2 separate regions of the Homo sapiens genome follow, and region 1 is linked to region 2. A link is a loop called in an ENCODE intact Hi-C map of the cell type or tissue named here. Cell type or tissue: HCT116. All regions are shown on one strand. Each heading gives the region's core, and the rest is flanking DNA. Links, peaks and the distances in the headings are about the cores only. Region 1 has its middle 42 kb from the start of SCG2. Region 2 has its middle 97 kb from the start of SCG2.

Region 1 (15,600 bases), core at 2,729-10,728, 140 kb after region 2:
CAGAGGACTCATGCCTTCTGGATAAGAAAGAAAATCTATTTGTAAAGCTTCTATTGATATTAATGTCAGTGTCCTCTTTGTAATTTAGGGTTAAGTATTTACAATTCCACTATTCTATCTCTCACATTTTGAAAATTTAATTCAAAGCCCTTAAAGGATGAGTTTGCTTGGATTACTGTCCTCCCTTTGGCATCATTTGGATTCTTGAATCATGAGTGGTGATTTCCAGAATGTGAACAGAGTTCAATAAGCTTTGATTAGACCAATGTTTCCTGCCGATTTCAGAAAATCAGGGCCATACCAGAAATGTTATTTGTAGAGTAAACACTCCGGGATGTTTACAGAAGAGCCTCAAGAAGAGAGAAGAACAAAATGGTATTTGGTGCCTCCAATTTCCTCCAACCTTTGAAATGCTGAAGGGGAGGAGAATCGCTTGAACCCGGGACGTGGAGGTTGCAGTGAGCCAAGATGGTGCCACTGCACTCTAGCCTGGGTGACAGAGGGAGACTCTGTCTCAAAAAAAAAAAAAAAAAAAAAAACAAAAGAAGAAAGAAAGAAAGAAAAAGAAAGAAAGAAAGAAAAGGCTGAAGGGGGAATATCAGCATGCAATTCATCAGGCTGGGCAGGGCCATGGGCCTAGATGCTCCACCTGGCTACCTGACTACAAAGTGGCTAGTAGAAAAAAAAAATCAATTGACAACTGTAATTAACTATTGTATATTTACTATAATACACACACAAACACTAGAAATTAAAAAACACATTAAATTGGTTGCTAAGCTAAATAAGTCATTTAAATCAAGCACTCGGATATCTATTTTGCAAGTCATTTTCAATGTAAACCTCCAAGTTTGTCTCAAATTGTTCAGCTTTCTTCATCTATAAGTGAGGACTTCATGGGTGTTTGCTAATTTTATTAGCAAAGTGTTTTCCTGAGCAAGAATTATTTTGGGCATTCATTCATTCAAAATAAGCATTTATTAAGTAACTTTTGTGTATAAGATATCTCATTAAAAGCTTTATGATGACTTCCATGTGAAGGTATATAGGGACTTTAAAAAAATGGTTCCTATAAGTTGGGTGTGGTGACTCATGCCTGTAGTCCCAGCACTTTGGCAGACTGAGGTGGGAGGATTGCTTGAGGCCAGGAGTTCAAGACCAGCCTGAACAATATAGTGAGACCCCACCTCTCAAAAAAAATTATCTGGGAGTGGTGGCACATGCCTGTGGTTCCAGCTACTTGGGAGGCTGAGGTTGGAGGATTACTTGAGCCTGGGAGGTCAAAGCTGTAGTGAGTTGCTGCACTCCAGCCTCGGTGACAGAGCAAGACCCTGTCTCAGAAAAACAAAACAAAACAAAGCAAAAATCTATTTCTGTAGCAGGCACATTGCTTCATTAACACCACATCCTGCAATTGTATAAAGAATTGTATTCTAATTTTCAGCTGCCAGGACAACCTTTAGATGGTGCCACAATATGTCACAATGAGCAACCTACTTCCTAAAGTAGAATATCTGGGATGAGAGATTAAATATTTAAAATATTTCAAGAATGAGAATTTCTGTTAGCAGAGATCATTGAGAACCACCCACCAAGGCTAGGCCATTCATTCATTCATTGACTAACTCAAAAAGTAAATATGGAGGCTGGCTATGGTACCAAGAACTGTTGGTTCTCAGGGATACAACTGTGACATAGGCATAGCCCATAACTTCAGGCAGTTTAATTGAATGGGTATTTATAAAGCCTTTATCTTGCAGTGATACCACAGTGGTGGGTGTAGGCCATTATAGAGGTTTCCAGGAGGAGTGCTGACTGTATTTTTTGGTCTCAGGGTAAGCTTCCCAGATAAGGAATATTTGAGTCAAGTCAATAGTAGTGTTATCCAGATGACAGGGAAGATGGGAAGAGTGTTGCTGCAAGAGGGAATAGCATGTGCAAAATTCCAAATTGAGAGTGTGACCCAAATTCTGACGCTGCAAGAAACTTAGTATGCTGGGAACACAGGGTTGGTAAGGTGGGTTCTGTCAGAGATGAGAAATGAAGCTGAAAGAAGGCAGGGTAGGGCGAAGGGTCCTTTTTGAGTCAGGCTAAGGGATTTGACTTTTTTTCTGCGGACACTGTGGAGCAACGTTCTGGGCACTGGTGCTGATCACCTCTTTTGTGCTCAGCACTGCCCAGGCACTGTGGGAAATCATAACAAAGTGAAAAATTTGTTCTGTGGCCTCTGAAGAACTTTAGGTTAGCTGGGATGATAGCAGGAACAAAACAATTAGTGAGAAGTTGGGAACCAACAATTCTTGGTACATAACCTCCATCTTTATTTTCTGAGTTAGTCAATGAATGAATGAATGACCAGCATTAACCAAATGCTTGGCCTGGGGGTTCTGATCACCAAGAGTTGTGTTGTGGCTGGAAGCCAAAGAGCAGGAGGTCAGTGAGGGCAAAAGAGGATATGGGACAGCTACATGTAGAGAGTTACACCCTAATTAATTTCCATGTGGATTCCTACTGTTTACTGCTCTTCAAGCCAATCTAAGCGTTAAGTATCCTCCACATTTTTCGAGTCTATATAAAACACCATAAACTGTCCCCTTCCAATGGTGACAGTTGCTTATACAAAACTACTTTCTCTAACTAGTCTAACTAGCAGGGACTACATGAAGTTATTAAACATCTGTTTGCTTTTCTAAAGTTCTCATTTCCTTTTCACAGAGGGCTGTACAGATCAGGCAGTTAAAGAAGAATTGAATGTGGGTTGAACTCTTATCTTAAGAATTGGGGTGAAGCACACAAGTTTTTAGGTGATCCCATGTTGTAAAAACAGCTGTTGAGATACTCATTACAACCATTTTTATCCTTTTTGTTTTTGAGATGGAGTCTTACTCTGTCGCCCTAGGCTGGAGTGCAGTGGCACGATCTCTGCTCACTGCAACCTCCGTCTTCTGGGTTCAAGCCATTCTCCTTCCTCAGCCTCCCGAGTAGCTGGGATTGCAGGCATGTGCCACCACTCCTGGTTAATTTTTGTATGTTTAGTAGAGATGGGGTTTCACCATGTTGGCCAGGCAGGTCTTGAACTCCTGACCTCAGGTAATCCACCTGCCTCAGCCTCCCAAAGTGCTAGGATTACAGGAGTGAGCCACCATGCCCGGCCCCTTTTTCTTGTTATTCACCACATTTCAATACTATTTTTTAAGCCTTTGATTCAACAGAAGCTATTTTCTGATCAAATTATCCTTCATTTCTCACTGCATGTACCTAATAAGATAGAATACAAGGAAAGTAATTAATCAAAGCCGTAGTGGGCATCTGGAATGCACCTGGCCATGACTGCAATGCTAAGGCAGCCCTCCCAGTAAGAGGGTCATCCCTTATGGAGGGCACGTGCTCTTGCGTCCTTAAATTATTCTGTGCTATTCAGTAAAAACCACCAAATTGCTTTCTTTGCAATTACTCTGAAAAAAAAATTGTTCCATTAGAGGACATTCCCATAAAGCTCTTATTCAACTGCATAATTTCTTTTTAATCTATTATTTTTGAGGAGGACCTGAGGCATGAATAAGTTTTGTTTAAAACTCTAGTGATTCGCATCTTACCTTCACTGGGTGCCCAGGTTTCCTATCATTGGTGTATTTACCCATTGTTTCACTTATGGTTTTTTTTTTGTTTGTTTGTTTGTTTCATGTACAGTTTTTTTTTTCTTTTTTTTGGCATTTCCTTAAGAAATGTCAATATCTAGTTAGGCCAGATTCATGACAATGTTTCTTTCAATTATGTTATAGTAAATGGTCTGAAATTACTAGATTCAAGGAACATAATTCAAATGATATCTTGAGTTCAAAAAGAGACCATCCCAGGAAAGGCTATTATAGTGAAGCTATTTATTACTCATCTTTTCAACATTACAAGTTAAATAATTATATATTAGAAAAAAATCCCAGTTAGTAAAAACTGCTTAATATTCCTAATTCTAAATTAGGGGTAAGTATGAATATATTAGAAGTGTAGACTCACCCCTTTTCCTTCACAGTTCTTGGTAGTAATTTATTCTCACAAAGAACTGAAAGCCTCACAGGAGCCCTTATAATGGCCCATCAAGTTGCTTTTTACTGTGAAAGGCAGGGTCCCTGGCTATATTAAAAAAGGTCCCTTCCCTGATTTTCGCCCCAAATTGAAGACAACCAGACAAATGGAGCAGGGGCAGCCTGATTTCCTCACATGTTTATAGGCAGTGAAGTTGGAAGCTAGGAGGGAGGGAGGGAAAATGAGAGAGAGAAAGAAACAGAAAGAGAGAGAGAGAGAGAAAGAGAGATTGAGAAGGAATATCAGGCTGTCTCTGGAAGGCAGATGGAAAGGCACAGAACCTGTCCCTTTGTCCTGGATTCTTTCTAAACAACCTGATGAGTCATTCTTCCTCCCACACATGGGAAGCAGTGAGTAATCACTAAACATAGATGATGGAAGTGTCCACTACAACATGACACCTGCAGGGAGAAGAGAGAAAGCTCCACCACCTTTAAAATGAGAGGTCTAGCCCTTCATGGCCCATGTAAAGAGAATAAAGAGCAAATTTCACCTCTCCAGATGCTGCAGATTTTCTTCTTGCAGGCTTGGCAAAGCAAAGGCAACAATCTGAACTCCTTCTCACTTAGGAGATGTTTTGCTCTTAATTGAAAGGATGGTTACTACAAACAAATACCATGTGTATTACCAAGGTAGTTTTGTCCAACTCAATTTTAAATTTTATTTGAATGAAACATAATTCTTTATTCTCTAATGGGATTAATCTTTTATGCTACATCAGTATATTGTGGAGGGAGTTTGTTGAATGGGATGATCCTAGAATTCCCCAATTTTATTGGTCTCCTCTGGCCCTGACTTGAGGAGGGCTTGCAGATGAAAATTCCAGAGTGGAAGAACTGCTAATCATTCAAGGAAACATTGCTAAGTCCTAGACAAAGACCGTGGTAGTATGAGATGGCGAGAAAAGTGACAATTTTTAATTTGGTTGAACTAAAATGTAGGTTTGGATTCAATGATAGGTAGAGAGAAAGCTGCCTGAAAACAGGATTTTGGGGCTTTTGCAAAGTCCCTGTTCCCTAAATACCATCTCTACCTGTTTACTGATATTCTGCTAGTAATGAATAGAGCAAAAACATTTCACTTTGTTGTGTGCTCACTTCATGTCAGGCACTATTCTTTTTTTTTTTTTTTTTTTTTTTTTTTGAGACAGAGTCTCGCTGTTTCCCAGGCTGGAGTGCAGTGGTGCGATCTCGGCTCACTGCAAACTCCGCCTCCCGGGTTCACGCCATTCTCCTGCCTCAGCCTCCCGAGTAGCTGGGACTACAGGCGCCCACCACCACGCCTGGCTACTTTTTTTGTATTTTTAGTAGAGACGGGGTTTCACCATGTTAGCCAGGATGATCTCGATATCCTGACCTCGTGATCTGTCTTCCTCAGCCTCCCAAAGTGCTGGGATTACAGGTGTGAGCCACCGTGCCCAGCCTGTCAGGCACTATTCTAACAGTATAAACACACCACACACACACTGCTAGATATATTCAATCATCATTACAGTTTTTGATATAGCTATTGTTATTTCTACTTTATGGATGAGGCAACCGAGGCACAAAGAGGACAAGTCACTTATCTGTGGTCACATAGTTAGTAAAGAGCAGAAACAAAATTTGAACCCACAAGACTGGCTCATTGTCTAGGCCCTTATGACACTGATGTACTTTAAGTGGAAATTTCCCCAAGGCAGAGAGCTCATTGCCTGAGATTCATGTTGAGGGGTAAATGACTAATACAAGATTCTTCTCAAAGAGGAGACAGGAATGCAGGTGAGGTAGAGCTCTGGGACATTTGTAGTTCAGTTTCTGGTATTTTCTGATTTTTCCTTATGATTCTTTCTTTGAGCCATACATTATCTATACACGTGTTTTTAAGTTTCTAAGTATGTATAATTTTTTTAAAAGAAAGTTATCATTGAAAAACTAGATTTCAAACTTTATGGCCTGGTGGTGAAAATACAGTTGTTAGACATTTATTGGGACTTGTTCTGTGACCTAATCAATTTTATTCTCTGATTATTCCATGCAGAGTTTCATGTATATCTGTTAGATCAAGCTTGTCAATTGTGTTTATATAAATTGGTTGTTATAGATAACAATATACATATTAATGTCGATAATTTTGGAAGATATGCTAAATAGTTTTTCTTTGGTTTGTTAGCCAGTGGAATCTTGGAATTCATTTCTTCTCCCTTCATGCAGAAAGATATGATATTCTAATACTCTGTCAGAATCTTTACCCTAAAACAGTATGTATGGTTTATTTTTGTTGCATCAGTGTGGAAACATTTTCATTTACCCTGGTTAAGACCTGTTGTACTCTGAATCTGATAATTCATCTTTTGTTTTCAATTCTGTATAATTTTCAGGTATTCTATGGAAACTCCAAATTGAATGTGACAAATCTTCCTGGGTATGCATTTTGAGTGAAGGTTTGGGAAAAGAAAGCTTTAAAAACTGTTAAACACAGATATAAATGAAAAAAAAACTATGACAAAAGAAAATAAGTTCAAAGAATTTCAGAATTTCTTGAATTTTTCATTTTGCTGTGAGATCTCTCTTCTGGGGCTTGTGTTGCTTCTCTGCCATTAGGCTTGTCCTTTGTCCTGTAATGTCTTCGCATTGCCACTGGATTGGCTTTCACGGAGAAAATCAGTGTCTCTGGTCCTGAAGTTGTTGTTACTTTTCTTGATGACTAAGCGCTGACTGATTTACAGAAACCCAGTGGAGGATACTGTCTCTTGAAACTTTGAAATCCCTGGCCTATCTCTCATCAATGTTTCCTTGTTTTCTGGGAGCCTTTTGGCCATGCATCACTGATATTTTATGTCATGTCATTTCAATTAATGGAACAACTGACATTCCTCCTTTGGCAACGTGGGACCAATTTTAAATCAGGCAGTCCACGTGAGCAGTCTAGGTGCACAGTCTACAGTGACAGGTTCCCTGGGGATGGGGTTCTCTGGTGGCTGTTGTATAACACTTAGCAAATAAATAATAATGGGGGAAATTAACTTGGGAGCTGCTAGGCCACGCTATTGTTTACAATGTTTGCACAAGGGGTTGTGTGGGCGGCAATGTGGTGAAGTGGAAAGAGGCTGAAGCAAGTAGATCAGATTTTAAATCCAGGTTCCTTCCTTAATTGATGTATATTCTCAGGGAAATTGATTATGTTAAACTATTCAAAATTTACTTTCCTCATCTGTAAAATAGAGATATTATAGGTATCATATAAGGTTTAAGTGAAGAATAAATGATAACATATATAACAGAGCACCTGAATTATATTAGGTTTTTAATTAATTTAGTGCTTCCAAATTAAGTTTTTAATTAGTTGGCTCCTCCAGACCTATGCTGTAAGGTAGCTGCATTTCTTTGAGGTCGGTTATTCACCTTTCTAGACTGATGGACATACCTGTCAAATTTTGAGATGGAATTGGAAAATCTACAAGGTCTCTTTTGGCCTTAGTGCCATTTTATCAAAATTGCAGCATTTGAAATAATCAAATATAAATGAGTATTCAGAATTAAAGTTGTACTAAAAACACAAGGCTACATATATTTAGTTATTTTAAAAGTTTCAAATACAGCATGCAATAAGCTTTTAAAAATTAAAACCATTCAAAAGTAAGATCAAAAAAGGAAGTTCCCCATAACGCATAACATTAAACTTATAACAATACACTCTTCTCTCCATAAAAAAGCCACTCATACCAATTTGAGTATATTGTTAAAGACTTTCTTTCTATACAAACACATTTACATGGTTTTTAAAAACACAGATCAGATATTTTACACATATTGTTCTGAAAAATGCTTTTTGTTTTCCACTCCTTCCGTTTTTACCCTTTCCATATGCCATTCTTAGCATATGGCTTTCACCTTCCAGATCATCTCATAATTCAAGATAGCTACAGGAGCTAGCCATTGTATCACTAATACAGACAAGAGTGATGAAGAAATTGATGGGGAGAATGTAATTTAATCAGCCAGTCGCTCTTAATTAGCTTTTCCAGAAACCCATCGACTTCCGTTTGCACAACATTACCTACCCATCTCTCAAGAAAACCTTCATCTGGGCACATTGCTACTTTAAGTGAATTGGAATTCAGTCAGGAGGGAAAAGAAAGAAATGCATGTTGATTACCTTCTAACAAAAATCATGATTGGCGATTAATATCAGACTATTATAGCTGCCTCATTGTTTTCCATGACTGAGTAGTATTTCACAGAATACATCTGCCATACACTGTATAATGCTTAGACTATTATAAATAATTAGATTACAACAATTTTTTATATTGCAGATAATATTAACTATTGACTTCCGTATACAAATATCTGTTTGCATGTATCTTGGACAGTTTTATAGATTTGCTGGAATTTCTAATTTAAAAGACATGTATGTTGTAATTTTGTCATATGACACCAAGTTACAGTTGCAAAGTTTAATTTGTACTCTCTGTCAAGCCTACAAGTCCCAATTTACCTATATATATGCCTGCACTGGTTATTATCAGCATTTTCTATTTTTGCCAGTCTGATGGACAAAACTTGGCATCCATTGTTGTTTTAACTTGTGAGATTACTTGATTACTTTGTAGGTTAGGTATCTTTTCACATGCTAATTGGACTTGGTATTTTGTCCAATGATGCTTTAATAAAGCAAAGTCTGTGCATATTTAATATGTACAATCTGATGAGTTTGAAAATATGCAGACACCCATGATATCATTGTCACAATCAAGGTAATAGGCATATCCAACACCTCTCAAGGTTTCCTTGTGTCTCTTTGTTTTTGCTTTCATTTTTGATTTTCGGTAAGAACACAACATGAGATCTACCCTCTTGATAACTTTTAAAGTGCACAATACCATGTTATTAACTACAGGAACTATATTGTACAACAGCTCTCTAGAATTTATTCATCTAGTGTAGCTGACACTTTATACTCATTAAACAACAGCTTCCCATTTCCCACCCCCTCCAGCCTCTGGCAACAATTCTCTGCTTCTATGAGTTTGACTATTGTAGATACCTCATATAGGTGGAACCATGCAGTATTCACCCTGCTGTGAGTGGCTTATTTCACTTAGCGTGATGTCCTCTAGCTTTATCCATGTTTTCACAAGTGGCAGAATTTTCTTCTTTTTATAAACTAAACAAGAATGGGCACAGGGGCTCACACCTGTAATTCCAGCACTTTGGGAGGCCGAGGCGGGCAGTTCACTTGAACCCAGGAGTTAGAGACCAGCTTGGGCAAGATGGTAAAACCCCGTCTCTACCAAAAATGCAAAAAATTAGCTAGGGGTGGTAGCAGGCACCTGTAGTCTCAGCTACTCGGAAAGCTGAAGTGGGAGGATAGCTTGAGCCAGGGAAGCTGAGGCTGCAGTGAGCCATCATTGTGCCACTACACCCTAGCCTGGACCACAGAGCAAGAACCTGTCTCAAAAAAACCAAACCAAAACTAAACTGAACAATAGTCCATTGTGTGTTTATATCACATTTTAAAAATTCATTCATCTGGCTGGGTGCGGTGGCTCATGCCTGTAATTCCAGCACTTTGGGAGCCAAGGCAGGAGGATCACTTGAGGTCAAGAGTTCAAGACCAGCCTGGCCAACAATGGAGCAAAACCTTGTCTCAACTAAAAATACAAAAATTATTTGGGCATGGTGGCGTGCCTGTAGTCCCAGCTACTTGGGAGGCTGAGGTACTAGAATCACTTAAACCTGGGAGGTGGAAATTGCAGTGAGTCGAGATCAGGCCACTGCACTCCAGCCTGGGTTATAGAGCAAGACCCTGCCTCAAAAAAGAAAGAAAGAAAGAAAGAAATTCATTTATCTATTGATGTATACTTGGGTTGTTTCCCTGTGTGAACTGTGAACTGTTTTATTTTTATTTTTTTGAGATGGAGTTCTGCTCTGTCACCCAGGCTGGAGTGCAGTGGCATGATCTCGGTTCACTGCAACCTCTGCCTCCGGGGTTCAAGCCGATTCTCCTGCCTTAGCCACCCGAGTGGCTGGGACTACAGGTGCATGTCACCACACCCAGCTAATTTTTGTATTTTTAGTAGAGACGGGGTTTCACCACATTGGCCAGGCTGGTCTTGAACTTCTGACCTCAGGTGATCCACCTACCTTGGCCTCCCGAAGTGCTGGGATTACAGGTATGAGTCACTGTGCCCGGTTTGAACTGTTTTAAATAATGCTGCAATGAATATGGGCATGAAGACATCTCTTCAACATACTGATTTCATTTCCTTTGGATATATATGCAAAAGTGGGATGGCTGAATCCTAAGGTACTTCTTACTATTTCTTACATTTTTTTCCTCTTTAGATTATCTTAGGTCTTGTAGGTAGAGGATCATATCTAAGATAATTAGTTTTTGATTTCATTGTTCCCAAAATGAATTTATACCTTTATATTTTTCCATATTTTTTTCTTTGGCCAGGACTGCCCAGAGCAAAGGTGACAATGGCCATCTTTATCACCTTACTGATTTTTATGAACGTGCTTCAAATGTTTTACCTAGGTAAAGTGTTTGCTCTCAACTTCCATTAGGTGACATTTATAAAATAAATTTATTTTTATTTCTTACTTACTGATACCTTTGAAAGATAGAAACAGGTGTTGAATTTTATCAAATACTAAGTAACATGTCTTAAGATCTGTTAAAACAATTATTTGGGTGTCTCCTTTATCTTATTAAGGAATGTAATTTAATTGATTGTCTATAGTTTAATAAATTGGTTATAATTTAATTCATTGTTTATAGTTTTCTTCTTTATGTTTTCTTTTTTCTGTCTGGTTTTGGTACCAGGGTTATAGTTAGTTTCACTGAATGAGTTGGAAAGTATTCTATCAATTATTTTGTGTTCTGGAACAGGACATAGAAATTTGTATAACATAAGTATATTATCTATTCAGATTTGGATATGCCTATGGAATCTAAGTGTGATTCCATGCCTATGGAATCTAATCTGCCTATGGAATCTAAGTGTGATGTCTTTATTTTTTTTTTTGAGAAGGAACCTCACTCTGTCACCCAGGCTGGAGTGCAATGGTGTGATCTCAGCTCACTGCAACCTCCGCCTCCCGGGTTCAAGTGATTCTCCTGCCTCAGCTTCCTGAGTAGCTGGGACTACAGGCGCGTGCCACCACACCCAGCTAATTTTTATATTTTTAGTAGAGATGAGTTTTCACCATGTTGGCGAGGATGGTCTCGATCTCTTGACCTCATCATCTGCCCACCTCAGCTTCCCAAAGTGCTGGGATTACAGGCGTGAGCCACCGTGCCCTGTCTAAGTGTGATGTCTTTAAAAAATTTTAGTAGTCATTTGATCAAATTGTTACTTTTGCCAGTGTCTATTCATCTTTCCATGTCTTCTACTGCTTATTGAGTGAAATACACATATTTTTAAACTTTCTGAAAAATGCATCCATTTCATGTATATTTTCAAGATTTTTGGCATACATCTGTACAGAGCATTCTCTTATAGTTTGAGAAATCTCTCTCATGTCTACAGTTACAGTCCTGAGACCTTTTGTTATTCTGGGATTCTGATGAAAAAACTCCCTTGTTGGTCTGCATGGAGTTTCTTCAAATGTCAACCACCCCATGAGGATGGGAACTGTTTTCCACAAGAATGCAAATGCATTAAGAGCAGGAACTTCTGCCTGCCTAACACAGAGTGTGCACTCATTAATATTTGTTGATGAGTAAAAGTTGTAGATCAATATCGATTGTTTCATCTTTGACAACTTTTCTGCATTTTTAGAGCTGTAGTGACTGTATTTTTATATTTCTTCTGGAATTGTAATGGGACTTGGGACAGAGAATACTTATTTAGTTAGCAACTTTGAGCTGGCGGTCTGTGAACATCACTCCGTCGTGTGTGCGGTGGAGCACCATGAGCTCCTTCAGGTGGCATTAATGCCTAGGGATAATGACACACTCTTCCCTCAAGCAGTATTTGCCTTTTCTTTTTCGTTTATTCTTTCCCCTCCCCACAGTTCTTAGATAGTCACATACAAAAAAGGTAACTCCATTGAAAGGTTTAACACTCATTATTACTTAATTCTTTATAGCCCCTAATTGTCTCAGCTTTTCTTGATGATCTTATTCTCACTCCTTTGCAGTAGGACTCTCCTCACTTTCAGTGTTGTCCAATAAGTTTCCTCTGCCCCCAACTTCTCACATCATTCTTCATCCATGTCTTCAAATGTCATGCCCCTTTACAGTGTGATCAGATCTGGATTCCAAACTGAAAAGTGCACGTTACTGATTGGTCAGAACTTCCCGAAGCATTATTCTGTTATTTTTATTGATTTTTATTTTTTTTAACTCCTGGGTCAGAAACAACATAGCTTTATTCTAATCATTAAAGAAAAAACCCCAAATTCCCAAATTAGGGAATGAGGACACCAAAAGGTTGCATTATTTGAAAAGACACAACTAACCAAGCCAGTAAGTAAACACACAGACCAAAACCAAATACACAGAAATATAAATGGGTAATGAATTTGGGTATAGTGTATACAGGTATTTATACATTCTTGCAAATTTTCTGTTCATTTGAAATTACATCTCAGTAAAAAGTTAAAAAACAAGCAAACAAAAATCGTGTAAGCGCATGCATACAGAGAATCTTGAGTATATCAGTTATTCTGGAAGAGCTTTTCTTCCTCACCACTCATCCGCATCTTCCTGGAATGTGTTACCAGCTGTTGTTATGTGGTAAGATAGAGGTTGGTCCCAGGCTTCCCAGGTGCAACCACCAGGGAAGCGATCAGGAGACACAGAAAGCTTTCTTGAGAATAACAAGGTTAATACTCCCTGGTAAAAACACTTCCCTTTTTATCTGACCTCAGAAGCATTTCCCTTCAGTAAAAGGAGGTTCTGTGATGAAATGAGAATCATCTGAAATAACAGAATGCATTATATTTTCCCACATATTGTTATTTTTGTGTTATAGATTCCCTGGGTATCACAATACATTCCCAACTCTTCCCATTTAATCTTCCTATTTCCAAAGCGATGAAGCTGTGCCAGAGCTAATGGCTTCCTACGAAGTGCTGCAGCAGCAATTGCTTCCTCAGAGACAAAGCTGTTGGTGGAGACTTGAAGTGGATCTTTTCTGAACTCTTAGCTATATCAAGGAGAAGGCGGAGGTATACATCTCCCAGCACACTTGAAATGTGCCGTACGTGTCTACCCATAGCCTGGGTGGATGTGTACATGTGAAGAATAATCTTGCAAAAGGGCTTTGTGCAAAAATAAGGAAACGGGGGATGAGAAGTCACTGGCTGCTAGGTGGCCTTATCTATGCCAGCCGTTCCATGGATCAAGTATCAAGCCACTGGGAAGGGACAGCAGGCACAACCACGCCATCCTTAGAGGTCCAGCAGCAAGGAAAAATGAGATGAATCAACCATAGCTAGGTTCTCAGAGGAACAAAGACAGCTACCATAAGCAAAGGGTGGCTAAAGAAAACTAAAAGATGGCAGAGGTTGACATGATATCTGAAAGAATGCCAGGGAAAGAAAACAGATGGATGCCAGGTGGTGACAAGGATAACGCAGACACCAGGACAGTGAGGCACAATCCAAAATAGCAGGAAAAAGATGGTTTCTTCTGAAAACAAAACAAAGCATAAAACAGAGGTGGCGTGGTTCCACAGTCACCTTATCTGAAGTCTAGAAACGAGGAATGAGAAAAGTAAACACGTGGGACTGGCACGTGGTATCCTGTTAGCATCTCTTTCCAACTCTGCATTCAGTGGTGGCAGGTTGGTAGCTTGAAATCGACCACAGTGAGGGTATTTACACCACAGTAATCAGTAAATGTTACAAATCAGGGCTCTCCCACTCCAGAGTTGGTGGTTAAACTTTTACCAGCACACCATGGTGGCAGGGAGGAAGATTAGGTTCAGTGAGACGGCTGAATACCGACGTGGAGGGAAAGAAGACCTGTTAAGTGATGACGATTCCTAAGAGGATGTGGGTGAAGTAGAACATTCAATGTCCCTGGGAGAGAAGCAGGGGCTGCCCTTCTCTGAGGCTAAGCCCAAACCTCCAACTCCTTCTGTCACATCCTAAATCGGAGGGCTGAGCTGGAGACAACCAGGGGAACAGAGCCAAGTCCAGCTCTGAGCATGTTGCTTGCCCATCAAATTTCACTGAATTCCCACTTTGAAGCTCACAAAGTACTGACGGTAGGGCACAGGCTGAATATTGGTTAGAAGATTACTTTCCAGGGAAAATCAGGCTCCAAGTGAAAACTTTCATGAAAAAAATTATTTATTCTTTGAAGCCAGACTAAATGCTGATGTTCTGTTGAGAGTTTTATTTTGACCTTTTTTTTAAAAAAAAAACAAAAACGAAAAACTATCCATCAGCAATGAAGAGCTTTCTTTTTTCATAGCAAAAGCAGTCTGATAAACAGGACTTTAAATGAAGAAGGAAAAGATCAGTTGAATGCGTATCACTTGCAGAAACAGCAAAACAAAACACCAAAGCAAGTAGTTAGAAGCTCTTCTTTTTACAGGAGTTTTGGAAGCTAGTTGCCCAAGGGGGTGAACTAATATATGCCTCAATGGCATAGATTTATCCACAATTCACTTGGAGCATTCCCCCAAATCTAATCTTTATGAATGATCACCATTTAAATTTGGATAGCAGAACGCAAAGTCGTTGGTTCTCATGAAATTGTATGCTCTATGGTGGTGTTGCCTCATTTGCCTTCTTCATTGCTGTATCCCCGGCTCTTTGTACAGTAGTGACTTGCACAAAGTAGGCACCCAATAAATATGTGCTGAATGAGCCAATAGGTTAAGGAGGTTTTCCAGGCTGGAGTTTGACATCAATTGTCTGTGTTTCCCAACTTCAGGGGCATGTGTCAAATGCTCTTGGTAGTCCCACTGAAACTCTTCTCTCTAGATTTAAGGTGATAGACAAAGACTCCCCTTACAGCTCCCTAATGGAGAGGGACACAGGAAATTAGTAGCTTTCGAGCAACACTCGTCTGAAATCCTCCCTCAATCTCCAGTGTTCTAGCCCTTTTTCCCTCCTTATTATGGATGAAAGGTTTAAAAGATGGCTGATCTGGATCATTGAATTAGAAAGTTTAGCAGTGTGGTCTCCTTTGAATTTAATGTTTTCCTGCCTCAGCTGAAACTGACACAGAAACAGTCTCATTATAACATCCTCTTAGGTAATATCTTAGAAATTTAATTTGCATTTCTCTGAGTGGATTGAACACTAAAAAATATTGATAGGATTTGTGTGGGTGTGTGTATGTGTATGTGTTTGTGTGGATCACATCCTTGCTCAAATTTTGTGTTTTTTCACTTATTGATTTGTAAAAGCTCTTTGTATATTAAGGAATAAGCTCTTTGTCTTATGTCCAGAAGGTACGGAAACTGTATTTTATTCGTGTATTCCCAGACATATATGCTGCACAGATGAATGCACAAATTAGTAAGTATTAGAAATATCTTTCCACAGGGAGACTTTCATACAATTC
Region 2 (15,600 bases), core at 4,095-12,094:
CCAGATCAGCTTATACTTCTCAGGGGATATCAAGGCATGAGAATCATGAATGGAAAATAAGAGATGAACATCTATTTTCTCTTTTTTTGTTGGAGTCTTGCTCTGTCGCCCAGGCTGGAGTGCAGTGGCACGATCTCGGCTCACTGCAACCTCTGCCTCAAGTGATTCCCCTACCTCAGCCTCCCAAGTAGCTGGGACTACAGGTGCACGCTGTAATAACAGCCAGCTAATTTTTGTATTTTTAGTAGAGAGGAAGTTTCACCATGTTGGCCAGGTTGGTCTCTAACTCCTGACCTCAGGTGATCTGCCCACCTCAGCCTCCCAAAGTGCTGGGATTACAGGAGTGAGCTACCACGCCCAGCTGTCTTTTCTTTTTTTAAAGGAAAGCATTTGACAATATTATTATAATTGTGTTGGATATAAAATATTTAATTTCCTCTGGATGGCCAAATCTCCCAGATATGAAACCTGCGGAAGGCAGAAGTGAGCTTGGAGGACTAGGATGGAGAGAGGTTACTATCCACCAGCATCTGGGGAGCCCAAGGCTTCCCCCAGGACTCTCCTGAGCCTGTGTATCCCTGGAGACCTTTTGAGTATCTTCTGCACCCTTTAACCCCACCCCTAAGTCCTGGGAGAAACGGGCCACATTGAGACATGGGACAGGACCAGATATGCTTGACAGAAAGGCTAGGGGTGGCTTTGAGGCCCAGTTAATATTCCAAAGTAGTAACTTTAGCAAAATTGTATTGGTGTTGAGAAAAATAAAAAATTTCAAGTATGTGGTGCTGTGGCACGCCTGCCTCTGCCACGCAGCACCGCAGCCTGTGGGAACTGAGAAGGCAGGAATTGAGAGGGAGGCTGCTTTCCCAACACCAACAGAGCAGAGGAGGAAGGAGGTGATGGAATATGAGGCTAGGAGAAGAACCTGGTAGCCTTGCCCTGAGATGGCCAGAAAACCCTTGGCCTCACCTTGGACTGAACGGGCAGCCCTAGTTTAAGCACAAGGTAGTCAGTCTTTCACTCTTCATGGCTGTGGCAATATTTCTTCTTACTCTTTTTCTCCAGCTACTGCCAAAATGGCCAAACTTAGGCCAAATGTTGCCCAAGAGACCAAAACAGAGGCAAACAGTCTCCAAATATATGTAGATCATGAGCAGAAATCTGAGGCTTGGAGAAAGGGCTGAGAAGCCGTGAGCTCTTTGAGGTGTCAAGGGCAGACTCCCATCCCAAGGACTTCCATGGGGAGGGGAAGGACTGGGTAAGTTTGAATTTTATGGTCAATATAGTAAATTAATCAAAAGCTTTCACAAAACAAACACCCCAGCCCTTCTGAAGATACAATGGGGCTGAAAAAACACAAACACCAAGCGAAACTGACCAAGGTGAGCTGTTGCAGTTCAGTCTCATGGGTCCAGCTGCTCAGTGGCCAAATAGAGACTCAAGGGCCTCTTGTTTGCTGTTCTGCAGGTTTACAAGAACTGGTCAGTAAAGCTGGTTTTTCAATTGGTGCTGGATGCCAATCACGATCTCCCATGGCCTGTGGCTTGCAGTGCTCCTCAATCTATCTGAAGACACAGGCTGACAGCTCCTAGAAGTTGGTCACAGAGATGAAGACATTGAAGGACTGGAACAGGGAGTTCGTGATACCTCGAAACACACTGACCTTGACTTGGTCAGAGGCCTGGTCCTCCCCTCATGGGGGTTGTCCTGGTGTGCCTTCACAATCTGCTTATAGTTCCCTTTCATGATCTTTAGGGCTGTGAGGTCCTTGCATAGTGTGGACACCTCCTCCTCCTGCATTTTCTTCTCCTTGTGCAAAAACTGAGTGTAGTCAATGGTCTTTTGTAGAACGATGGCTTTGCTGAGCTTTCGGGAGCCAATGCAGGAGTCCTGCTGCTGGCATGTGGGGATGATGGTCTGAAGGTCATCACAGCCTCTCTTGATGACATCCTTCCTCTTCTGCTCAGCCTCAGTGTGTGCTCACCACTACTGGTCCTTGTAGGACTCTTGGTGGTAATCACTGTCCTCCTCATCTGTGTTGGGGATGGAAGAGGCACTGGTGGAACCGATGCTATTAGCTCTAGACACTACTGTCCCATTGTGGGTGCTTTCTATAAAATACGTGAGGTCTGAGCTTTTGTAGCTGTAGATGTACTCCACCTTTACCCAGGGGTCTTTGGGAGAGGCACCTGGCTCCATCGTCTTGGACCTACTGGACCAGAAACAAGCCCTATTTTATTTTCTACCTGCCGAAAAGAACTATACATTTTGCTAACACCTCCAGGTGATGATGGTTGATCAAATATTGTAAATAAACATAAATATATTCAATGTTTGATCTTGCATATTGAAACTAATTCTTCTCTCTTTTTCTAATTATACTTTCTAATTATACATAAGACAATAGTTGATGGTAGAAAGTATGAGTGACATGGGTCAAAATATCTACGTACCAGGTTCAAATATGTCTCTCATTAAATTTATGACCTTGATCAAGTTGCTTAAACTCTCTGATCCTCAATTTCTCCATCAGTGAGATTGAGACTAAAAACATTGAATCATAGTTTGTACAAAGAAGTGCTGGGTAAGATGGTATGTTTGTGGAATCTTTTTTATTTTATTTATTTATTTAGTTAGTTTTTTTTTTTTTAGAGACAGTCTTGCTCTATCCCCCTGAAGTGCAGTGGTGCGATCTCAGTTCACTGCAACCTCTGCCTCCCAAGTTCAAGTGATTTTCATGCCTCGGCCTCCCCAGTAGCTGGGACTACAGGTGCCTCTCACCACGCCTAGATAATTTTTGTATTTTTAGTAGAGACAGGATTTCGCCATGTTGGCCAGGCTGGTCTTGAACTCCTGACCTCAAGTGATCTGCCTGCCTTGATCTCCCAAAGTGTTGGGATTACAGGCATGAGCCACTGCACCCAGCCTGTTTGTAGAATCTTATACAGATTTTGGCTCCTAGTATTATTTCTTGGATTACATATAACATTTTGTATTGTAATAAAAGGAAGAACTCTAAAATTTGACCAGTGTTAATAGGTACGAATGGAGAGCCACAAAATTAAAAACGCAGAGCTTTATCTCACAGGCACATACACATCCACTCCAGATATATTAAACAATTGTATTAGTATGCTAAAATAATAAAACAGTAGGGAAATATTTTTATAAATATTGAAATGGGGAAGACCTTCCCAGGAAAAGCCTCAAACACAGAAACCATAAAGGGAAATATTGATGTATTTGAATACATACAATTTTTAAATTTTAGAATCATAAAATATACCATGAACATAGTTAAAAGACTTTGAGAAAACTGGAGAAAATATTTGCAGATGGAGACAGAGAATGAACACCCACGAAATAGAAGGTGCTATTAAAAATCAGTGAGAGAAGAAAAATAACCCAATACAAAAAATGAAGAAAGGATTTGAACAGAATCCCACTGCACCAAATGTCTAATAATAATGATCATAAAAAGATGCTTAATTCACTCACAAATAGAAATACAAATTAAACTGAATTATCATGTTTCACCCAAACTAGTGAAAACATAAGCGTTGATAGTATTTAGTATTTAGATGTGGGGAAAGGTCTTATACTGTGTGGGAATGTGAGTTGGTATGGGAAATTGGTAAATTTCCCAAATGGTAAATTGAGGGAACTTTGTCAGTTACTGGTAAAATTTAAAATGTGCATGCTCTCTAAAGAACAATTTTTTTTTTCTTTGAGATGGAGTCTTGCTCTGTTGCCCAGGCTGGAGTGCAGTGGTGTGATCTTGGCTTACTGCAAGCTTGGCCTCCTGGGTTCACGCCATTCTCCTGCCTCAGCCTCCCGAGTAGCTGGGACTACAGGCGCCTGCCACCACGCCCGGCTAATTGTTTTGTGCTTTTTAGTAGAGACGGGGTTTCACTGTGTTAGCCAGGATGGTCTCAATCTCTTGACCTCATGATCTGCCTGCCTTGGCCTCCCAAAGTGCTGAGATTACAGGCGTGAGCCACCGCACCCTGCCTAAGGAACAATTTTACTTTTAGAAATCTTCCCTTCAGAAATACATAAAATAAAAATAGTAATCACTACCTTAATAATAACTTCCATTTCTTGAACACTTGATGCGAGTCACGGTACTGTGTACTTTGCATGCTATCTCATTCAAATCTCATGACAATCTTGAGAGACACTGAGAGGGAGACAGAAGACAAACCAAAGCATAAGTATAGTGATAAAATAAGTAATTTTTGTGTGTGCATACTTTAATTCTTAAATTGCTATCAAGAATGCATATTGTTATTAGCCGGGTGTGGTGGCAGGTGCTTGTAATCCCAGTTACTCAGGAAGCTGAGGCAGGAGAATAGCTTGAACCTAGGAGGCGGAGGTTGCAGTGAGCCAAGGTCACACCCCTGTACTCCAGCCTGGGTGATAGACCGAGACTCTGTATCAAAAAAAAAAAAAAATGCATCTCGCTTTTGTGATTATGTATATTAATTGTTATATAATAAAAGAATATTATGGAAAATGAAATTCATAAAGAACAAATGTGTTAAATACCATTTTGATTTTAACAATGGATGGAATATGTTGGGAGATACCCAAGGACAATACAAGTTCAAACTTTGGATAAGTTACTATGTTATTGGGAAGAGAAGATGAAATGTTTTGAACAACCTGAGACAATTTATACCAATTGCTAAATCATCTGGTGTATATAGCTTGTTGCCATAGCAATCCAGAGTAGGGAGCCCAGTATATACTTGTTTCTGTGACAGGCAGTCTCTAATTCTTGCTACCCTGAATTTCTCTGGTTGATATATCTGATGCTGCCCATATAGTCTCATTCCATTTGTCTGCTTGAGCAGCTGACTCGTCAGTTTCTTCTGGTTTAAATTTAAATCTGTATTGTTCCTTTCCAATTAAGATCACCACCTAGAGTAACTGCTGACTACATGGAGATTATAGAAAAAAGTGGTGCTTTTAACTGTAAGGTTTTCTGACCCCATTTCTAGAAATACACTTCATCAATAAGTAGAACTTTCCTTTATTGTCTATAAATGGCAGTACAACATACTGGTTAAGAGCACAGACTCTGAACTAGACTTGAAATACTGGCAGCGCCACTTTCCAGCTGTGTGACATTGGCAATTTACTTAACCTCTGACTTTTAATCTCTTCATTCTTAATATGGAGATAATAATAATGGTATCCTCAGGCCGTGTGCAGTGGCTCACGCCTATAATCCCAGCTCTTTGGGAGGTGGAGGGGGGAGGATCACCTGAGGTCAGGAGTTTGAGACCAGCCTGGCCAACATGGTGAAACCCTGTCTCCACTAATAATACAAAAATTAGCCTGGCATGGTGGCACGGACCTGTAACCCTAGTTACTTGGGAGGCTGAGGCAGGAGAATTGCTTGGTGCCACTGCACTCCAGCCTGGGCGACAGAGTGAGACCCTGTCTCAAAATAAATAAAAATAAATAGATAAATAAATAAATAAAACAATGGCACTCTTATGTGGTTGAAGATTGAGTCCATATATGTAAGGTACCTTAAATGACAATGTATCTGGCACATGGTAAATGTTCTATAAGTACTTACTACTAGAAATAGGCACCTTAATTAAATATTTCTACCTCTTTTGTTTTATTTTATTTTATTTTATTTTTTTTTGAGACAGAGTCTTGCTATGTCACCCAGGCTGGAGTGCAGTGGCATGATCTCAGCTCACTGCAACCTCTGCCTCTTGGGTTCAAGCAATTCTCCTGCCTCAGCCTCCCGAGTAGCTGGTACTACAGGCGCCCGCCATCACATCCGGCTAATTTCTGTATTTTTAGTAGAGATGAGGTTTTGCCATGTTGGCCAGGCTGGTCTTGAACTCCTGATCTCAGGTGATCCACCCACCTTGGCCCCCCAAAGTGCTGGGATTACAGGCATAAGCCACGGCGCCCAGCCAATATTTCTACCTTTTGGGGTTGCTTCCTCATCATGGAATTAATACTTGCTTATGGAGGCTGTTTCCTCTTTATAAACAGTACCCCTCACTTGTAGCTCCATTCTGAAAAATTCTGACAGATAATTCAGCAGACTAAACGATCAAATCACCCTGGCACGTTCCCCTCAGCTGGGCTCTGCAGGGCAGCTAAGATTGGGCACTGATGTTCCTGGCTTCAGTCCTACCCGGGTTATGCAGCTACGGCTTCATACATACACCAGTTGCACTAACTTGGGATGAAAATTAAGTTAAAACCAGTAGAAAATTTCATCCTATGTTTTGGTGGTAAAAGAAGCAAATGAACAAATGAATAGAGGCTGCCAAACAGTTGTCTCACCAACTGTTCCGACTAGCTAACAAGATTAGCTAGGTCATACCTAGTCGTAAAAGAATACTATAAGAACTCAGAAATTCGACATATTTCTACTACTTGCTTGTCATGTAGATAAACAGATTAAAAGAACCATAAAAAAACAAAGAGAAAATAATAGTAGGATTAGAGAGCATGTTATCATCTCATGGGCTCACTTGGCCTTAGAAAGAGGTGTTTATCCATCATGAATATGAATCCAGGGGTCTGAATGGATATAAGAGAACCAAATGTAACAGAAATTTAATATCATTTTTTCCCCTGAGATGAAACATTTTACATTTTCCAGTTTATTAGATAAAATTACTAAACATGTTCTAGACCCTGGAGTTGTAGATTTTATGATGTTGGCTGCTGTGGAGTGGCCATGACTGGTTTTTCAAATTGTTAATTTGATTTCTTTTTAATACATATGGATTTACGTGACCCATGGCAAGAGATTGTAGATTATTTCATTGTATTTATGAGTTTCCTGTAATTTTAGCAAGTTCCATTGTCAATGCAGATGTTTACTCAAAAGAAGAAGAAGAAGAATAAAATCTAAAACCAAGAAAATGCTTTTGAGAATGAATTTCACTATAAGTTTGAATTCAAAGTCATGGAGTTGAGAAATGTATTTTATGTTGGAAAATAAAGATCTCAATAATAGACATAGCATTCACTAACTTCACTTCTCCATTTTCAATAAACAATGTCAGATTGGCTGAGTGTGATGCTGAAGCTCAAACAACTAAATACACCATCTTATGACTCATTTCCTTTAGTGAGTCACTGAGTCATAACACGTCTTTGTTCATTCAGTTCTACGCAAAAGGTCTCAATAAACTCCAAAGTACCTTATGTTCTTTGTGACTAGGTAGGGAGGTATATAATGACATTCCCATTTTCTTTATTCTTTTCTTTTTTTTTTTGAGATGGAGTCTCACTCTGTCTCCAGGCTGGAGTGCAGTGGCCCGATCTCGGCTTGCTGCAACCTCCGCCTCCTGGGTTCAAGTGATTCTTCTGCCTCAGACTCCCGAGTAGCTGGTATTACAGCCATGTGCCACCATGCCCAGCTAATTTTTGTATTTTTAGTAGAGATGGGGTTTCACCATGTTGGCCAGGATTGTCTCGATCTCTTGAGCTCGTGATCTGCCCGCCTTGGCCTCCCAAAGTGTTGGGATTACAGGCGTGAGCCACAACGCCCAGCCCCCATTTTCTTTTAAATATATATTAAGTAACTTTGATGGGCAGCCCATAAAATACCATTAAATGTTGACTAGATAGTTTGGGTGGTACAACTTCTCTTTTTTCTCACTTTCCTTTCTTATAAACTCTTTCTCCTTCAAACTCTTTCTAGCCTTCACATTAACTTTTCTGCCTCCAGTATAACCCAAGTAAACAAATCTTGGTTGGAACCAGTTTTGCCTATGCCTGAGATCAAGTTTTAAAATGGGGTCAAAAATATACTGCCTTTCAATGGTTACTTTCCTTTACTTACCTGACAATTACTTCACCTGCTTCCCAAATTCAGTTTCCAAATCAAAATAATAATTTTCTCCTCTGTGCTTGTGCTTGTTTGTCATGAGCAAAAACTGCCCCTTCATCAGAACGAATCCATTTGGAGGTAAGAAATAACCTCTGGGAAAGGATAAGCTCTGGGCCAAAATAGCTTCAGCCTTGGCTTGTTCCAAGAGTCTATACAAAGTCATTTTGGAGAATACATCCCAGAGTTTCTCCTTCTTTAGGACAGGGATGACATTATTTTGTGAACCTGTAAAATCCTTGAATGACAATCAGAAGCATAGCCAGGGGAAGATGAGGGAGGATATGTAGTTGTTCTCCTTAGCACATTGTTCAAATGTGGATTCTTTTTCAACAACACATTTCTGAAGAGTAACATGTGAATAGGTAAGGCTATGCTGAGAACATGTTAGAAAAAGCAAGACTGTGAGGTGGAGAGAAGGTAGTCATGGGGGTGAGGGGATATACTTATGTTGTTCTACCTACCAAGGACACAGATCGCTTGCCCTCAGCCCAGCCTGGCCCCAAGAATAGCTCCCCCTAAAGTTAGAATCTAGTTGTGCTTTAAATGACAACATGGTTGCACAAAGTCATAGATGATCTACTGCTCGTATCAGACAAGTGGAAATCTCTGCTCCCAAATGCAGGTGGTGAATCACCCCTGGAAGCTGCTATGTCAAAAAGAATGACCCTCCAGGCCCCAGACCCAAGTGGGTGCTCTGCTTTGTTCTTTGTCGGACAACTCCCATCGTCCTCCTGTGACTATTTTCTCTGCTTTTGTAAAATGCACTTTTGTGTGTGTGCTGGATAAAACCAGTCTCCCAGCTCCTCCTGAATGATTCCAGTATTGATGAGAAAGTGGTTTATTTCTAAACCCCAGAGGTCAGATCATAGCGTTCTCGAGACTGAGTCATAAAATCAAAGTTAAATGCGTTACCTGTTCCTTAATGAAAAGCATGGGTATGAGACCTCCCAGTAGTTCACATGATTCATGAGAAATAAATGAAAAGGACAGCCTTATGGAATAGTACCAATTCAAATGATCTTTCCTTCTCCTGGTAATTACAAGGCCTCAATCTCATTAAGGCCAACATATTCAATGAAGGAAGATCAGTTTCTATGGAGAGTCATTTCCTTTAAATAGATGAGCTAATAACTGGTACTAATGATAAACATCTTTTAGCTATGGAAATTATACTTTTCATTTAGTAGTTTTTTTCCAGTGTGCTACACTCTCTAACGTATCCAGTGTCTCAACGTGCTCATAAGGTTAGCAGCCATGTGGATAATCACCCTTGTTCTAGAGAGCAGGAGCCTGAGAAAAAGAAAAGTTGGAAAATATTATCTAGGGATGACATACATGGGATGGAAAGTGATAAAATATTAGGTCTGTGACTTTATAATTAAAATTCACCAAATTCTTTCAGAGCCTTTAAAAATAACACATTCTTTCTATTTGACATGTTGCCATTACCTCATGATGGCATTCACCAATAATTTCATCTTGCATCTGGAGATCCTAAGAATAGTTCTAAAAGGTAAAGGAGTTTCATTAATAATTAAATTTCATAATAAGAAACAGACTAAGATATTTCTTTCTTTCTCTCTTGGAAACAGATCAGCTTACAATGCTAAGTAAAATGTGGTCCAAAGATACAATCAGAACTACTATGCATAATTATAGTGTCTATGTTTGTCAAGTTCTGAAAATGTTTGAATGAGTCTGAAGAGTTTCAGTCTCTTCAAGAAGTATTTGTTCACTATAAAAATTCAGTTTGACTGCTAGCCAGGGTCATTTATCAGAAGTAATTTGTGAATAAAGTAATATGATTTGATATAAAAACACCAGAAGACTAGGCCATGCTTGCTTGGTGCTAAAGTATTTATGTGAGAAAGATTCTAGGGGAACCAAGGATGGAATCCACATTTTCTGTCAAGTTGAAAGTTCTTTCTGATTAGGTAAAATGAAATCTCACTGAACAGAGGGCTGAGTACTACCTTAGTCATAGTTTGAATGACTTTAAGTGGAGAGGAGAGGAAAGGACAAGATTTCCTTGTTTAATTGAGAGTTGCTGTTGACAATGGAGAGTTGTTTCTCCAGCTGTCGTCTACTACCTGGGGTTATTGACCTTGGCTGCTCATCAGTCATCTGGGAAGCTTTTAAAAACAGATGTCTGAGCCTCACCTAGATCTATTGAATCAGAATTTCTGGATTCTAGATCTATTGAATCAGAGTTTAATCTGTAATTTGGAAAGCTCCAGTGGTTATTAGGAAGGGTAGCCTGACTTTAGAACGGATGTGCTAAACTTTTGTGGATGAGTGTGGGCAGCGGCCTACTGCTCTCTCCCCTTAGCCTTCAGTCCTAGGACATCTGAGTCTATGTGTTCTGAAACACTGGGTTTTCTCTGTGAACAGTTAAAAATCCTTCATGTTAAGGGTCCACAGCTTTCCCACTCCCCTGTTCTCTGCTTAGCTTCTTCCTGCTTCGTTCTCTTCTTAGAAGAGAAGGGGGAGAGTGCATTCTCTCTGGAGGGAAGGGAGAGCACTGGGGAGAGGAAAGAAGGACTCGAGGAACCTAGATGGTGGAGCAGGAGGACCTGGGTGAGACAGTTCTTTCTGGGATGGGGGTCTGGGGGCTGCAGAATGTGGGGTGTGGAATGAAAGGCTTCCACGATTAGACAGAGTGAAGTGGAGGTGGAGGTAGAGACTTGGGTACAACAGTTCATGCATTAGGCTTTGTAGACTAATCCTTGGACAATATTAAATATTTGAAAAGGAAGAAAAATGGAGACTTCAGTCATGCTTCTTTAAATGTGATTTCTCTCTGGAGTGGATAATGAGGAAGGTGGGATGCTTTATCAGTTAGAAATGCTGAAAGCATGTGTGGGCTTCTTAACAATATCAAAGATCCAGGTTTTTCCACTCTTTTACTCCATCAGCCTTAGCGTGTTGGCCTTTTGTGGCTATCCTTGCCCTTACACGGTCAGAAGAAGGCATCACAGCCGGTTTCAAGGCAGGAAGAAGAGGAAAACGGTAGCCAGGAACATGGAACTTGCAAAGTCCTTTTATGAAGAAACAAGATATTCTCAATCCCATTGGCAGACTACCCCTTTGAAGACTGGCTAAATTGGGTCCTGTTGCCCTTACCAGCTGTGAGGGAGCCTGCAAGAGGGAGTGTTGAGCTTTTCCAGCAGCTATAGCGGAAGGAAGGAAGGAAAGAAGGAAGGAAGGGGAGAAGGGCTAGAATTGCCTGTTGGGTAAGCTAACCAACAGTGCGTGCTATCAAGGGCTAGGCTGGGATGTCACAGCTTCATGGCCTTGCTCTGGAGTGACAGAAAGTGAGCTCCATCAAAAAAAACATGGAAACTACTGTTTCAGAACAGTGATTTTTGGGCCAGGCATGGTAGCTCATGCCTATAATCTCAGCACTTTGGGAAGCTGAGGTGGGAGGATCACTTGAGGCCAGGAGTTCGAGACCAGCCCGGCCAACATGGCAAAAACCTGTCTCTACTAAAAATACAAAAATTAGCCTGACTTGTGGCACACACCTGTAATCCCAGCTACTTGGGAGGCTGAGGCACAAGAATTGCTTGAACCTGGAAGGTAGAGGTTGCAGTGAGCTGTGATCATGCCACTGCACTCCAGTCTGGGTGACAGAGTGACAGCCTCCCCCTCCAAAAAAACAAAAAACAAAAACAAAAACAAAAAACCAAACAGAATACTGATTTTTAAGTTTTCAGTATCACTTGGAATGTATAGAAAGATGTCTGGGCCTCCATCCCACAGAGTTTGATTTAGTAGGTTTGGAGTAACACCTGGAGGTTTACATTGATTGATTGTTCATTAGAGACAGGGTCTTGCTCTGTTGCCCAGGCTGCAGTGCAGTGGAGTGATCACAGCTCACTGCAGCCTCAAACTCGTGGGCTCAGGTAATCCTCCCATCTCAGTCTCCCAAGTAGCTGAAACTATGGGCATGTGCCACCATACCTGGCTAATTTTTTGTAGAGATGGGGTTCTCACTGTGTTGCCTGGGCTGGTCGCGAACTCCTGGGCTCAAGTGATCCTCCCATTTCTGCCTCTGCCTCCCAAAGTGTTGGGATTGCAGGTGTGAGCCACCATGGCCAGGCATTTTACCCTTTTAGTAATCCTCTTAGATGATTCTGATGCAGCAGGACTGCGGCCCACTCATTCATAAAACTGGGAACACATTAGTTCAGTGGTTCTCAAACTTGCTGAATATTAGAATCACCAGGAGGTTTTAAAAATATCAATGGGCCCTTTTCCCAACTAATTAAATGAGAAAATCCGAGGTTGAGAGGTCAGCATCATTTAAGGCCTCCCAAGGTGATTTTAATATGCAGTCCGGGATGAGAATCATTGACAGACAGATTCTATTGACTAACAAGCTTCTTGCACAAACAGAGCAGCCAGGGACAGCTGGGGTAGCAGGAAGAAGGCACCAAATTCTCCATGCTGGCTCTTGGACATCTTTGAGAAGAGTGGATAGAGAGGAGAGAGTCAAACACACTCGCAAGCTTGGATAAGGTACGTAGCAACTGATGTGCAAGAAACAAATGGTGAAAGGTGAGGCATCTCAAAGTGGCTCAGTCTTTCATATGTTTAAATACTAATCTTTTGCTGGGCGCAGTGGCTCATGCCTGTAATCCTAGCACTTTGGGAGGCCGAGGAGGGTGGATCACCTGAGGTCAGGAGTTTGAGACCAGCCTGGCCAACATGGTGAAACCCTGTCTCTACTAAAGTTACAAAAAATTAACCAGGCGTGGTGATGGGCACATGTAATCCCCGCTACTTGGGAGGCTGAGGCAGGAGAATAGCTTGAACCTGGGGGGTGGAGGTTGCAGTGAGATGAGATTGTGCCACTTCACTCCAGCCTGGGCGAAAAAGCAAAATTCTGTCTCAAAAAAAAAAAAAAAAAAAAAAAAAAACAAAAACACACAAAAACAAAACAAAACAAAAAAAACCCCAAACCCAATTTTTTTATTTATTAAAATATTTTTTCTTTTCATTCCAAAGTAATTTCAAACTTACAGAAAAGTTGCAAGAATAGTACAAATAACCCATGTACCCTTTACCTAGATCGTCAATACTAAATATTTTACATCAACTTTATCCTGTCTCTCATCCCCTTCTATGTATATTTTCCATGTACATATTTTTTTCTGAACCATTTGAGAGTAGATGGCATATATCAGACCCCCTTTTCCCCTATGTCTTCAGTGTGTATTTATCTGAACTACAGTTCAGCTTCCAGTTTTGCTGTCTCAATACCCTTGGTACGAATGTGCTTTTCCTAGTACAGCTTCAGTCCAGGACCGTGTATTAGATTTAGTCATCTTGTGTTTGTAGTTACTTCCCTTTAATATGGAACAGTGCCTAAGCCTTTCTTTATCTATCAAGACATTTACATTTTTTTAAGAAAGAATAAGGGCCAATTTATTTTATAGAATGTCAATTACTTTAGATGCATGTGCTGTTTCCTTCTAATTTGCTTCACGTTATGCATTTTGGGCAGGAATGCTATGTGAGAGCTGTTATATTATTTTCGAGTATTACAATAGGAGATGTACCATGTCTGTCTGCCCCTTAGGGGAAACACAAAGGATACCTTTCCTTGCGAAGAACTATTCTGCCTGCTCTTAGGTCAACGTTTTCTTGCATTTTGATGACTTGGTTAAGGTGTTGTCCAGTTTCTTTCCTGTACAGATTTTTCATTGTAAAATATGTTTTATTTTGTTTTTAGTTGACACATAGGAATTGTGACTGGGGTACAGTGTGAAGTTTCGATACGTATACAGATTGTGTTGATAGACATGCTAATTATCCTCATTTCAATAATAATTTTGAAGCCGGGTGCGGTGGCTCACACCTGTAATCCCAGCACTTTGGGAGGCCAAGGTCGGTAGATCATTTCAGGTTAGGAGTTCGAAACTAGCCTGGCCAACATGGTGAAACCCTGTCTCTACTAAAAATACAAAAAAACGAGCCAGGTGTGATGGTGTGCACCTGTAATCCCAAGCTACTCGGGACAGTGAGGCACGAGAATTGCTTGAATCCAGGGGGCGGAGGTTGCAGTGAGCCAAGATCGCGCCACTACACTCCAGCCTGGGTGACAGAATGAGACTGTCTCAAAAATAATAATAATAATAATAATTTAAAAAATCACATCATTTGAAAAATGCTAGTTTTAGCAGGCATTTAAATATGGCTTTCAAGGTATTATGCCATGTGCTGTAATTTGTTCATAGAGCATACATTTGTTAATATTTATGTATATGTTCTGATTAAGTGCTTACTTTGCTCAGGAATACTGAAATATCGTTAAAAGTGAGAGTCTCTGGAATCCTCTGCGGTTCCCGTCTCTCTAGAGAGAAACTTCCCAGTTGGCTGCGATGCCACCTAGTGTAGACTGGATTATGCTGCATAACACTGGCTTGGAGGGATGCGAAGAGCCTCTCGCCTTCAGGGGCAGGTTTAGCAGATTAAAGAGGAGAATGTCAGATTCTCAACAGTAAATCTAGTGTCCTTCTGCTGGCAGATTGAGCATTTAAAAATATATGTGTAACTATCTATATAAGACACCTGCCTGGTATTCGGGAACAAGTGGCTTTTTGTGTGTGTGAGATAAATGTTGTCTGCACTGATAAGCTGAAGCTTCCAAAATGTCAGCCAAAGTGTTGAGAAATGAATTAGCTTGTGCCTGCTAAGTTTTAGTGTTCAGGAAGGCATTTGTTTATGCCTGCTACTGGCCCCGCTCTGTGGGGATGCACATTGCTAGGGCAGGAACACACTTTGGGGTGTTGCAGGTTGCAGCTTATTGGCAAGAAAAAAAAGCATGAAAAAGTGACTCTGCAGGAAGAAATTAAAAGAAGTGATTACAATTCTATTCCACAAACACAGTGAAGGCGCCAACTGTGTGCAAGGTAATGATCCTTGAGGAGAATGTGAAGATGAATAAGAAATACATCCCACCTTCAGTAGAAAAACACACATGGTGAATAATTAGGGAAAACAGAAGAGTTTTAGATATCATAAGGCATTTGAAAGTCATTCTAGGTAAATGACTTGCAAATTCAGAGGAGAAAAATTCATATTTCATCTTGGAATTTGGAGATAATTTTATTTATTTATTCATTTTTGAGACAGAGTCTTACTCTGTCACCCAGGCTGGAGTGTAGTGGCATGATCTCAGCTCAGAGAAAAATTCATATTTCATCTTGGAATTTGGAGATAATTTTATTTATTTATTCATTTTTGAGACAGAGTCTTACTCTGTCACCCAGGCTGGAGTGTAGTGGCATGATCTCAGCTCACTGCAACCTCCATCTCCCGGGTTCAAGTGATTCTCATGCCTCAGCCTCCTGAGTAGCTGGGATTACAGGCACATGCCACCACACCTGGCTAATTTTTGTATTTTTAGTAGAGACAGGGTTTCACCACATTGGTCAGGCTGGTCTTGAACTGCTGACCTCAATTGATCTGCCCGCCTCAGCCTCCCAAAGTGCTGGGATTACAGGCATGAGCCACCGCACCTGGCCAAGAATTTGGAAGTCATTTTAAATAAAGTAGTAGTCTTGGATGTGAGAACTGAGGCATGAAGTTATGCGCTGAATTGTGTCCCAGTTCCCAACTCATATGCTGAAGCCATGACCCTCAGTACCTCAAAATGTGAACCTATTTGGAAACAGGGTGGTGGCAGATGTAATTGGTCAAGAAGTCGTACT

What was found. A loop is a pair of places that touch in the nucleus more often than their neighbours do. Peaks named below come from ENCODE experiments on the same cell type or tissue, not always from the same donor. Only the 100,000 strongest peaks of a DNase experiment are listed, where the experiment ranks them.
Region 1: a loop joins it to region 2, with 10 times the contacts of the local background. A loop is called at or near these places in 2 of 110 quality-filtered maps.

What each region holds. Positions count from the first base shown.
Region 1 is chr2:223,552,452-223,568,051 of GRCh38, reverse strand. No RefSeq gene overlaps it. Among named protein-coding and RNA genes, the nearest start is that of SCG2, 42 kb to the left of the region's middle. RefSeq lists an enhancer at 4,227-4,521. In HCT116, for the core only: a CTCF peak has its summit at 6,773; DNase peaks (open chromatin) are centred at 4,411, 5,771, 6,871 and 10,271; H3K4me3 peaks cover 3,826 bases; H3K27ac peaks cover 8,000 bases.
Region 2 is chr2:223,691,223-223,706,822 of GRCh38, reverse strand. It overlaps the pseudogene MLXP1. Among named protein-coding and RNA genes, the nearest start is that of SCG2, 97 kb to the right of the region's middle. RefSeq lists enhancers at 6,897-7,191, 6,520-7,719, 8,369-9,568. In HCT116, for the core only: a CTCF peak has its summit at 8,377; DNase peaks (open chromatin) are centred at 7,132, 8,632 and 9,922; H3K4me3 peaks cover 981 bases; H3K27ac peaks cover 7,950 bases.